Regions from separate parts of the Homo sapiens genome. Here region 1 is linked to region 2. Evidence: chromatin loops called from intact Hi-C (ENCODE). Cell type or tissue: B cell. All regions are shown on one strand.

The links. Peaks named below come from ENCODE experiments on the same cell type or tissue, not always from the same donor. Only the 100,000 strongest peaks of a DNase experiment are listed, where the experiment ranks them.
Region 1: it touches region 2 in a loop (2.1-fold over the local background); 2 of 110 quality-filtered maps call a loop at or near these places.

What each region holds. Positions count from the first base shown.
Region 1 is chr2:230,587,771-230,592,770 of GRCh38, forward strand. It overlaps LOC112268431 (a long non-coding RNA gene), which reads right to left and starts at 1,886. Exons shown (of 5, transcript XR_002959453.2): 1 at 1,728-1,886. RefSeq lists enhancers at 1,484-1,633, 1,794-2,043, 4,881-4,930. In B cell, no CTCF peak of the experiment used is centred here; a DNase peak (open chromatin) is centred at 1,921; H3K4me3 peaks cover 921 bases; H3K27ac peaks cover 3,936 bases.
Region 2 is chr2:230,535,545-230,540,544 of GRCh38, forward strand. It overlaps SP100 (SP100 nuclear antigen), which reads left to right. Exons shown (of 29, transcript NM_001080391.2): 25 at 3,723-3,838. Among named protein-coding and RNA genes, the nearest start is that of SP100, 120 kb to the left of the region's middle. In B cell, no CTCF peak of the experiment used is centred here; a DNase peak (open chromatin) is centred at 2,137; H3K27ac peaks cover 2,966 bases.

The sequences.
Region 1 (5,000 bases), 52 kb after region 2:
ACAAGACAAAAATGTCTACTGTCACCATTTCCATTTAACACTTACTAGAAATCCTAGATAATGCAATCAGGTGATAAAAAGAAATGAAAAGAATAAACCCAAAAGGGAGGAAATGTAACTACCATTATTTGCAGATGACTATATACTTGGAAAATCTAAAGAAATGAACTATTAGAATTAATTAGTAACTTCAGTAAAGTATCTGGATTCAAGGTTAATATGCAAAAATCAATTGTATTTTTGTATACTAGCAAATTATAAGTTTAAATAAAAATAGAAAAACAATATCCTTTTCAAAAGCATCAAAACCACTAACAATAAAGGTAAATCTAACAAAAGATGTTCCAGAACACTACACTGAAAATCATAGAACTTTTGCTGAGAGAAATTAAAGAAAGCCAAAATAAATGGAAAGGTATATTTGTGGATTGAAGACTAAATATTAATATGTAAGTTATCCCCAACTGATTCATAGATTCAATATAATTTTAATAAAATTCAAGTGGAATTGTTTGTGGAAATTGACAAATTGATTTTAAAATATAAATGAAAATGCAAAAGACCAAAGTTAGCCAAAAGAGTCTTGAAAAAGAATCACAATGTTTTAACTTCATATAAAGTTACAATAACTAAGACAACATGATATGGGCATAAAGATAAACATATAAATCAACAGAGACTACAAGAAAGAGAAACACACACATAAGGTCACCAAATTTACAACAAAGACACCGCCACATTTCAGTGGGGAAAACGATGGTCACTTCATGAAATGGTATTGTTGGAGCAATTGAACACCCTACCTCATACCATACACAAAAATTTATTTCAAATGAATCATAGACCTAAATATGAAAGATAAAATAGTAAAGCTTCTAGAGCAGGTAGTATAATATCTTCTTGGCTTAAGGTAGGCAAAGATTTCTTGCAAAAGATCCCAAAACACTAACTATGAAAGAAACCACTGACAAATTAGACTTACTTAAAACTAAGAACTTTTGTTCATCAAAAGACACTATTAAGAGAGTGAAAAAAAGCCACAGAATATGTGAAGATATTCACAACACATATCCAACAGAAGACTTCTATGTAGAACATGTAGGAAGAATGTCTAGTAATTAGAACACAAAAATCCCAATTTTTTTTAAAAAAATAGGCAAAATAACAGGCATTTCATAACAAAATACTCAAATGACCAATAAACATATCAAAAAGTGCTCAAAAGCATTGTTTTTCACGGAAATGCAAAGTAAAAGCTCAATGAGATACCACTATGCCAAGATACCACTATCTATTCACCAAAATGGCTAAGATCTACAAAAAAAAAAAAAACCTAGCATCAAATGTTGAGAAGAATATGCTGTTTGAAACACTCATACGTGGCTAGTGGAGTGACAATTAGGACACCCACTTTGGAAAACTGGCAGTGTCTACTAAAGCCACCCTATGACCGGGCAATTACACTCCTAGGTCTATACCAAGAAAAACAAAGCAAAACCAATACAAGAAACCTCAGGGTTCAAATGTCTTTGTCTCACCCAGGTAACATTTGCAAAAGGGTAAGCCAGGATAGGTAGCGTTCCATCACCAGCTATCACTTGCCACTTTTTACCTGATTTCTCAGAGCTTAGTTTCTTCTACTTTACAATATGCAGTTGGCTTTATGACCCAGTTCAAAGAAGTTTTGGAATAAAACTAAGTATAAGTAAATAAATATAAAAACCCACATGGAGAAAGATGACAAAGGAAGGGAGAAAAAGACGCATCCTCTGTTCACTTGCCACCTCCACCTGCTGACTTCCTGGTCCTGCTACTTTCTAGGCTGCAGAGCCCCATGGGGGCTGACACACCATCCGTCAACATCTATGAACTCTCAGGCCCAATGTGGGCTTTCCAACATGGCTCCCAGGGACCAGAACAAAAAGTCTGAACTGACTCACCCAGAAAGTAGAAAAGGGAAGTGAAAGTATTAATATTTCTGAATGCCTCTGTATTTGTGAAAACTAGGCCACAGATAGTGGGGTTTCTCAACTCTTGTGAAAATATGGTAGCCGGGAATTAAGAAGGACTTACAGAATCATGACTGGAGGACCAGAAGAGGGTACAGGCCAAGGAGGAGGAACAGGAGGCCAACTCCAAGAAGTCCATGGAAGTCAGGGGATCATGTGTTTATGCAAAGGAAAGAGGGCAGAAAACTCTATTTGACCAAAGCTGACTGAAGTTGTTTCTAGGTGAAGTAACATAGTTGATGTTAGAGAGAAGTAAAACTCTGTTTGCCTCCTCCCCTTGCAGACATGGCCATGGGAAAAAAAAAAAAAAGGGAAAGACAGAAACTTCCAAGCCTTTCTCAGGCCTATGAGTTGGTGGGGCACATTGTGACCTTGACTGGACAAGTTAGACCCCAAGCATTTGGATATAGGTTGGAGGAAGCTGAAATGCTCTACATCATAAAGTCAGGGGAATGCCCTTAGAAATTTCTGGAAAGCAGGCAGGGAGGAAAAAGAGAAACCTCTGGACCACTGGGGCCAGAGGCAGGAGCCAAGTTGGTAAAAATAGCCAAGCTTTTAAAGATAGTACAGATATAAGGCTTTTAAAAAATATCCCCAGAATTTGACACTCCTCCCATTGACAGGTGGAGTCTGTGTCCCCTTTCCTTTAATCTGGGATATGTGACTGCTTGACCAACAGAATGTTTGAATATGGCAGAAGCAATGCTATGCTGATATTAAGACCAGGTCTTAAACCACAGGAGGGCCCCAGCCAGCCAGCCAGCCATGTGGTGCGCCATATTGGAAGTTGATGCTGCAGCCCTGGTCGAGCTGCCAGGAGATACCCATCTAGAGCAGACACACACCATCTCCACTGAGCTCTGTCCAAACTGCAGGTGTATCACGAAATAAAATAAGACTTTTATTGTTTTAAATCACTGCTTTAGGGTAGTTTTTTTTTTCACAGTAGTATAACTAGAACAGATTTTGAAGTAGGATGCAGTTATAACAAAAACATAAAACATGGGGCATTTGGCTGTGGGACAGAGCAGTGGATGGAAGCCTAAAGGTGTTCCAGAAGATGTCAGTGCAGTGTATGAGAAAGCGAGAGAAACACTAGTGGAATCTGGAGGAAGGAGACCCTTGTTATATAGTAGTAAAAGTTCTGTAAAACTCTCACCTGCAGTCATGGGGAAGTAGAAAATGTACCTAACAAAATCAATGACCTAGAGATGTCCAGGCAGTGGAGCTCAGAAATGATTCTCATGGGATGGGCCAAGAGGATGAGAACCAAGATTATCTAGGTCTTAAGGGGTGAGATGAAGATCCAGCTACATTTATGTTTGTACACAGTGATTTTTTTCACTCATACTCTGATATTATTCAAGAAAGATTTGAAGTGACTTTTTAAAATACTGAAATGTATCAGTACAAAGTTAAAGATAAATTGGAGCAAAGAGAGAATGAAAGTAGGACATGAACTAAAACCAGGGACCAGAACTCTGAGCCGAACTGTGGGGCAGAGACAGGGAGGCAGCTGGGAGCCCCAGGGATGCTAGAATCTAGGGCTTAAGGTGAGCAGAGCCCAAAAGCAGGTGAGGATTCAGGGGCCCCAGGGGTACCGTGATCCAGAATGATGCTTTCCAAATCATGTTCCACTGAATCTGACTTCTGACTGTTTTTTGGTTTGTTTGTTATGTTTTGTTTTGTTTTTGATACAGAGTCTCGCTCTGTCACCCAGGCTGTAGTGCAGTGGCATGATCTTGGCTAACTGCAACCTCTACCTCTCTGGTTCAAGCAATTCCCCTGCCTCAGCCTCCCGAGTAGCTGGGACTACAGTCACACGCCACCACATCTGGCTAATTTTTCTTGTATTTTTAGTAGAGATGGGGTTTCACCATGTTGGCCAGACTGGTCTCAAACTCCTAACCTCAGGCAATCCACCCACCTCAGCCTCCCAAAGTGCTGGGATTACGGGTGTGAGACACTGCGCCTGGCTGACTGTTTAAGAGGAATCCCAGGACATAAGGGTTCTGTGCCCAAATAATGAAAAATGTGGGTCAACGAGGCTTCTATCCTTCTTCTCCTGCACCCCCCACCCCTGGCTTGCGTTCTTGCGTTTCTCTCCCCACAAATTGGGTACACATCCCAGCACGCCAATGAGGACATCTTCACCGGTGGACAGGCACATGCAGGTCCTGCACATGCGTGGGTCTCTCCCTCTCTCTGCCTTCTCCCTCCCTCTCCCTCTCTCTCCCTCCCCCACCCTCTCTCTCTGGCTCTGACTTGTCACTTGTGTGTCACACGTCTCACTGAAGCAGGATGTGCTCCCTCCCAGCAGAACCATCTCTCCAGAGTGCTGCTCTCTTTTGCTCCCAACCATTATGGGGCAAGTTAACCTAAGCAAGAGAGTGGCCCAAATGTGCTGACTTCTCTGACTCCCTTGAAAGAACAAAGCACTTTGGTGTTCCTCAGATGGCTGTTGGGAGGATTAGAACTCTTGTGGTTCAGAAATAACCCTTTGATTCTAAACCCCATGCCCTAGTCAATAGTACTCCTTCCTGGAGTCTTTCAAAAAAATCATTCCAGGCCAGGCACAGTGGCTCATGCCTATAATCCCAGCACTTTGGGAGGCCGAGGTGGGAGGATCACTTGAGGTCAGGAGTTCAAGATCAGCCTGGCCAACATGGTGAAACCCCATCTCTACTAAAAATACAAAAATTAGCCAGGTGTGGTGGTGTGCACCTGTAATCCCAGCTACTCAGGAGGCTGAGGCAGGAGAATCACTTGAACCTGGGAGGCGGAAGTTGCAGTGAGCCGAGATCATGTCATTACACTCCAGTCAGTGACAAGAGCAAGACTCCATCTCAAAAAAAAGGAATGAGGATCTTTACACTATGGGGAACATATCAGATTCTTGGTTAAGATTCAGAATAAACACAAACCTAAGTGGTAAGGCGAGTAAAAGACCTATGACAGAGCACTTGGCTTAAAGAGAGAGGACACTCTGGT
Region 2 (5,000 bases):
TCTCCAGAATTCATAAACTATTTGTGAATATTATTAATTCATGGCAATGTGTTTGCGTATGTTTAATAAGAATCTGTTTTCTGCTGGGTGTGTTGGCTCATGCCTGTAATCCTAGCACTTTGGGAGGCCAAGGCAGGTGGATCACTTGAGGTCAGGGGTTTGAGTCCAGCCTGCCAACATGGTGAAACCCCGTCTCTACTAAAAATACAAAAATTAGCCAGGAGTGGTGGTGCATGCCTGTCGTCCCAGCTACTCGGGAGGCTGAGGCAGGAGGATCACTTGAACCTGGGAGGTGGAGGCTGCAGGGAGCCAAGATCATGCCACTCCACTCCAGCCTGGGTGACAGAGCAAGACTCCATCTCAAAAAAAAAAAAAAAAAAAAAAAAAAAAAGAATATGTTTTCTTTTATAATGAGACACAGTTGGAGGAACTGGTCATTTTCCCAGGGCTTTGACTGAAATGGCCTTGTGAGAGGTTCCAGCAAAGCCAGTTTAAGATAGCCTACATGGACAATGGTTCTTGCTGCACTTTGTGTGGGCAAATAAGCCAAGTATATGGGACTGAAGCTTATTTGGCAGGTAGGTTGGTCCTGCTGTGATTTGTCTTTAGTGGAAGTGGGAGACTGGAGAGAAAAAGAGTGTGTTTCAGAAGAAACCTATAGTATTCAGTTAACTTTTGATTTTTGGGTGGCTATGTGGGTCACCCATGGTATGGATTTGCCCACGACACTCCTCATCAGCATGAAACAGCCAGAAAGATTGACAACCAGTTCCCCATGATTGAGGAATTGATAAACAGAAAAGGGGCACTGAAATGAACCCAATTGTCCCATAAATCTGATTTTTACAGTTTATTTTGAATAAACATAGAAATTGACCCTCTCAGTCTTAAAACTTGAGAGAGTTACATTTGTCTTATCTGAGTTCTTTCTCAGGAAACCAACCGTCAGACCCCCACATAACATCAAGGGACTGAAACTCACCAGATTACTGTATTTGGACAATGAGATGCCAAACTCCTCACCCCTTATGACTGCCTAACCAATAATCTCCTTCCTGTTAACCAATTCCTCCTTACCACTCCCTAATTCCTGCTTCCCTGAATATAGATACATTTCTGCTATATAAACCCCTAACTTTAGTGAGTCAGGGAGACAGATTTCAGACTGATCTCTCATCCCCTTGGCTGCAGCACCCGACTAAAGCCTTCTTGCTTGGCAATACTCATTGTCTCAGTGATTGGCTTTCTGCGTGGCAAGCAGCAGGACCTAAACTGAACCCCTGGTATTTCAATAACAAAATCATGGGTGACTTCCCTGTCTAAACAAAGTCACATTTTGATTCTTTTCATTGCAATGAGATGAGCATTTTAGGCAGGGTCAGCCTTTTGCACAACTGCAAGGAGCACCTTTTGCTGTAAGAATGCCATGTAAGCTAGGCACAGTGATTCATGCCTGCAATCCTAGCACTTTGGGAGGCTGAGGCAAGAGGATCACTTGAACCCATGAGTTTGAGACCAGCCTGGGCAACATGGCAAAACCCCACCTCCACAAAAAATACCAAAAATTAGTCAGGCATGGTGGGACACACCTGTAGTCCCAGCTACTCCAGGGGCTGAGGTGGTAGGATTACTTAAGTCCAGGAAGTTGAGGCTGCAGTGAGCTGTGATCGCACCACTGCACTCCAGCCGAGGTGACAGAGTGAGACCCTGTCTCAAAACAAAAATGCCATGCAGCTGGACTGGTACAGGACACTAATTGAGAGGGGATAGAAAAGAAGTTGCCATGCCCTCTATTTTCTTAGCCAATGCTCTTCCCTAGCAAGATCTAGATCAATCCACACTGTTTCTGTTTCTTTGCTGGAGGTGAGACCCTTCAGTAGTCAAACAGCTCTCATCTCTGGGGTCTGCATAACTTGTTTGATGACTAAGGGAGACCCATAGGGCCATTTCTTACAGCCCACAGCCAAGCCCTCTGTGAAGAGGAAAAGGCAACTCTTCCAGCAAGGAAGTCCTCACCCCTTTTCAAAAACTTTCCTAGACAAACTTGTAGGCTGTTAATGACTCTAGTTATGACCTCCCAGCCCTTACTCAGGAGAAACCACTTTGTAATGTGGGTTTTCAACCTTGGCTGCACGTTGCAATCACCTGGGGATCCCCCGCAACCGCCTGACAAAGATTCTGATGTTATTGGTCTGAGGTGCTGCCTGAGAATTGGTGTTTCCAAAGCTCCTCTGGTGTTTTGTGTTTTTCTAGCACAAGAAAAGTTGTGAGTCACTGTAGTGCAATACAGTTCGATCACAATTGCCACAATTGTGTAGGGTCCATCAGAACCACCTGAAGGGCTTCATAGACCACAGCTGGCTAGGAGCTACCCCTAGGCTTCTGATTCAGCAAGTGAGAGGCAGAGCCCAAGGCTGTATATTTCTAACAAGTTCCAGGTGCTGCTGCTGCTGGTCCAGAGACCACTGCATTAGAGGCCAGAGTTCTCAACTATTGACTGCACATTAGAACCATCTGGACAATATTTAAGACATACTGATGCCTATACACCAACCCAGACTAACTGAATCAAAATCTCTGGTAATGGGGCTCCAGAGATGTTTTTTAATGCTCCCAGGGGATTCTACTGTAGAGCAAGTTGAGAACCACTTGTAAGCAAAAGAAAAAAATTCTTACTAAAAAGGTTAAAGAGACATACACCAAGTTTGCAGGCTTTCTAGACAATGGAACTTCAAACATAGGATTTGCCTGTGGTATTTATTCTTTCTTGGGGCCCACTTGCAGTGTACTTTATAGGATGATGTATCAGAAACCTTGACCCAGCAGCCTAAAAATAGTGGTCAGCATCGATGAGTCTCATCTGTTACAACAAAAAGGAAAAACAGTTACAAGGCCCCACTCCAGGGGAAGCTCAGGCACCCCCCTTGGAGATGTGCCCAAGAAATGGCTCCTAATAGGCCACTCAAATTCTGCCATTGAAAGGGAACACATGGGCAAGATATATCTTGCAGCCTAGAATTGTTTTTATTTATGTGACTTTAGTCTCTTCTTTGTATAGTGACTTTGTAGAGGAAGAGAAATTACAACACCTTACATGCCTAAGTCATGGGGACTCTTCCTCCAGGTTCCCAGAGCAAAAAGCAAAAAGCCCTGTACTCCCTGGTGCCCACCTGGTCATCTTGCCCACGGTTTTTCCATCCCAGAGGTACTGCTGCAGGCCCAGAGCCCTCCAGGAAAAGAACTGACATCTAGGAACTCCTCCCCCAAGCCCTTTCTTCAACTCATTCTTGCTATGACAAGAGTGTGGGTTGCAGTGATATCTCAGAAGTTTATTCCATCATATTAAATTCTCAGTAAATCACCCTTTGGCAAGTCAGTTTAAAGGATACGATGTAGACAGCTAGAAAAGACACTATTTCTGGGCCAGGTTTTCCCAGCTGTTTAATAAATTGCTCAAAAAATCTCTAATTCATCCTATTTTTGTCACTAGTCATCATGTCAGAATCTCTGGTTTCATAAAGAAAACTTTTCTGGCCTGACACACAGCCACTATCTACTGAACTTTGCCGCAGACCAAAATGTCTTCTGAGATCTCCACTCAGCAATCTTTAATATTTTGAGGACAGAAATTTACAAGTGTGCCCTTGATACATAAAAAGGTCACATATTCTAGGGTCCAAGGGTCTCACTGATCCCGGTGATGTCTACATCTCCCCTTCTAGCCGGAAAACTCAAATATATGTGAGGTGTGCAACAAATGGGGACGGCTGTTCTGCTGCGACACTTGTCCAAGATCCTTTCATGAGCACTGCCACATCCCATCCGTGGAAGCTAACAAGTGAGTAAGACATGTCCCCTTCCCTGAGCCCTTCCTTCTTGTGGTACAGCTCCTCCTGCCACTCATGAGTACTCTGCAGAGTTTCTGTACCTGGTTATGTGTTTCTTGATGCATAAGGAGCAGGCTCCTTAGCATCAAGATCCACAAGTATTATCCAGAGCTGTTGAACAGTGCTGGTAGCAGCAGATTAATGGGAAGCAAAAACTCTTCAAGTGGTTATTGAGTGCAATAGTAAGAGGTGTCAACTTCTACCTCCCCTACTTGGCTCCCAGACCCATGCTCTCTAATGGGGTGATGCCATCATACACTGCCTGCTGGTTTAAAGAGTACACCACCTGCTGTGGGACCATCACACAGCTGGTAAAGCCAGTGCTGCAGCAGTCTATCAAGCCAACTGACCCTGGGTCACAGGTCACATGTTGAGACCTGTGAATTCTGCAAGTGTGAGTCCCCTGCTCACTTCCTTTGCTAAAAAATGTGCCTTTGGACAGAGGTGATGGTGTGCAGGATACCACGGAGATTGATAAGGTGCTCTGTGAGTGGTGTGTGGACAGAATTGTTAAGGCTGAGAGGATGATCTCTACCGGGAATGTGTCTGACTCTATGAGGGCAGAGCATTGCCCTTCCATAATGGAGGAGGCTAATGTGACCCACCTGCTCCCAGGGTGTCATCTCAGGGGATCAGCATAAACCTCTGCTTTTGACCAGTTGGCCAATCTGCAGAGGCAGAAGAAAAACCAGCTTTTTGGTTGAGCCCTTGTATAGCCCCTATCTCTGCACCAGAGATGCAAAGTGCTCTCAAAGGAGCACTTTGTAACAGGCTCCTTGAGCAAGCACTACATGGCCAAGGGGATGCTGGCATCACTAGGATGGGTCATTGTGCTTGCCTGATTATCAAAAGCCTCCTAGCACAGACAGCCTAGTAGAGAAGGTTGGAGAATGAATCTAGGAACAAATGAAAGATATCTGACACCTCTCTGGAGATTTCCTTTTCAAGAAGTTTCTGCAGCACAGATTCTAGGTATAAGATATGGCAGGGCCAAGGGAGAGGATGCCTATAGCCTGTGCTCTCTGCTTACTCAGCAAAGTTGAGAAACAAGAACTTGTTTTCTGATTTTTCTGTGATCTGATTGACTCATAGAGGCCCAACACTTTGTGCTTA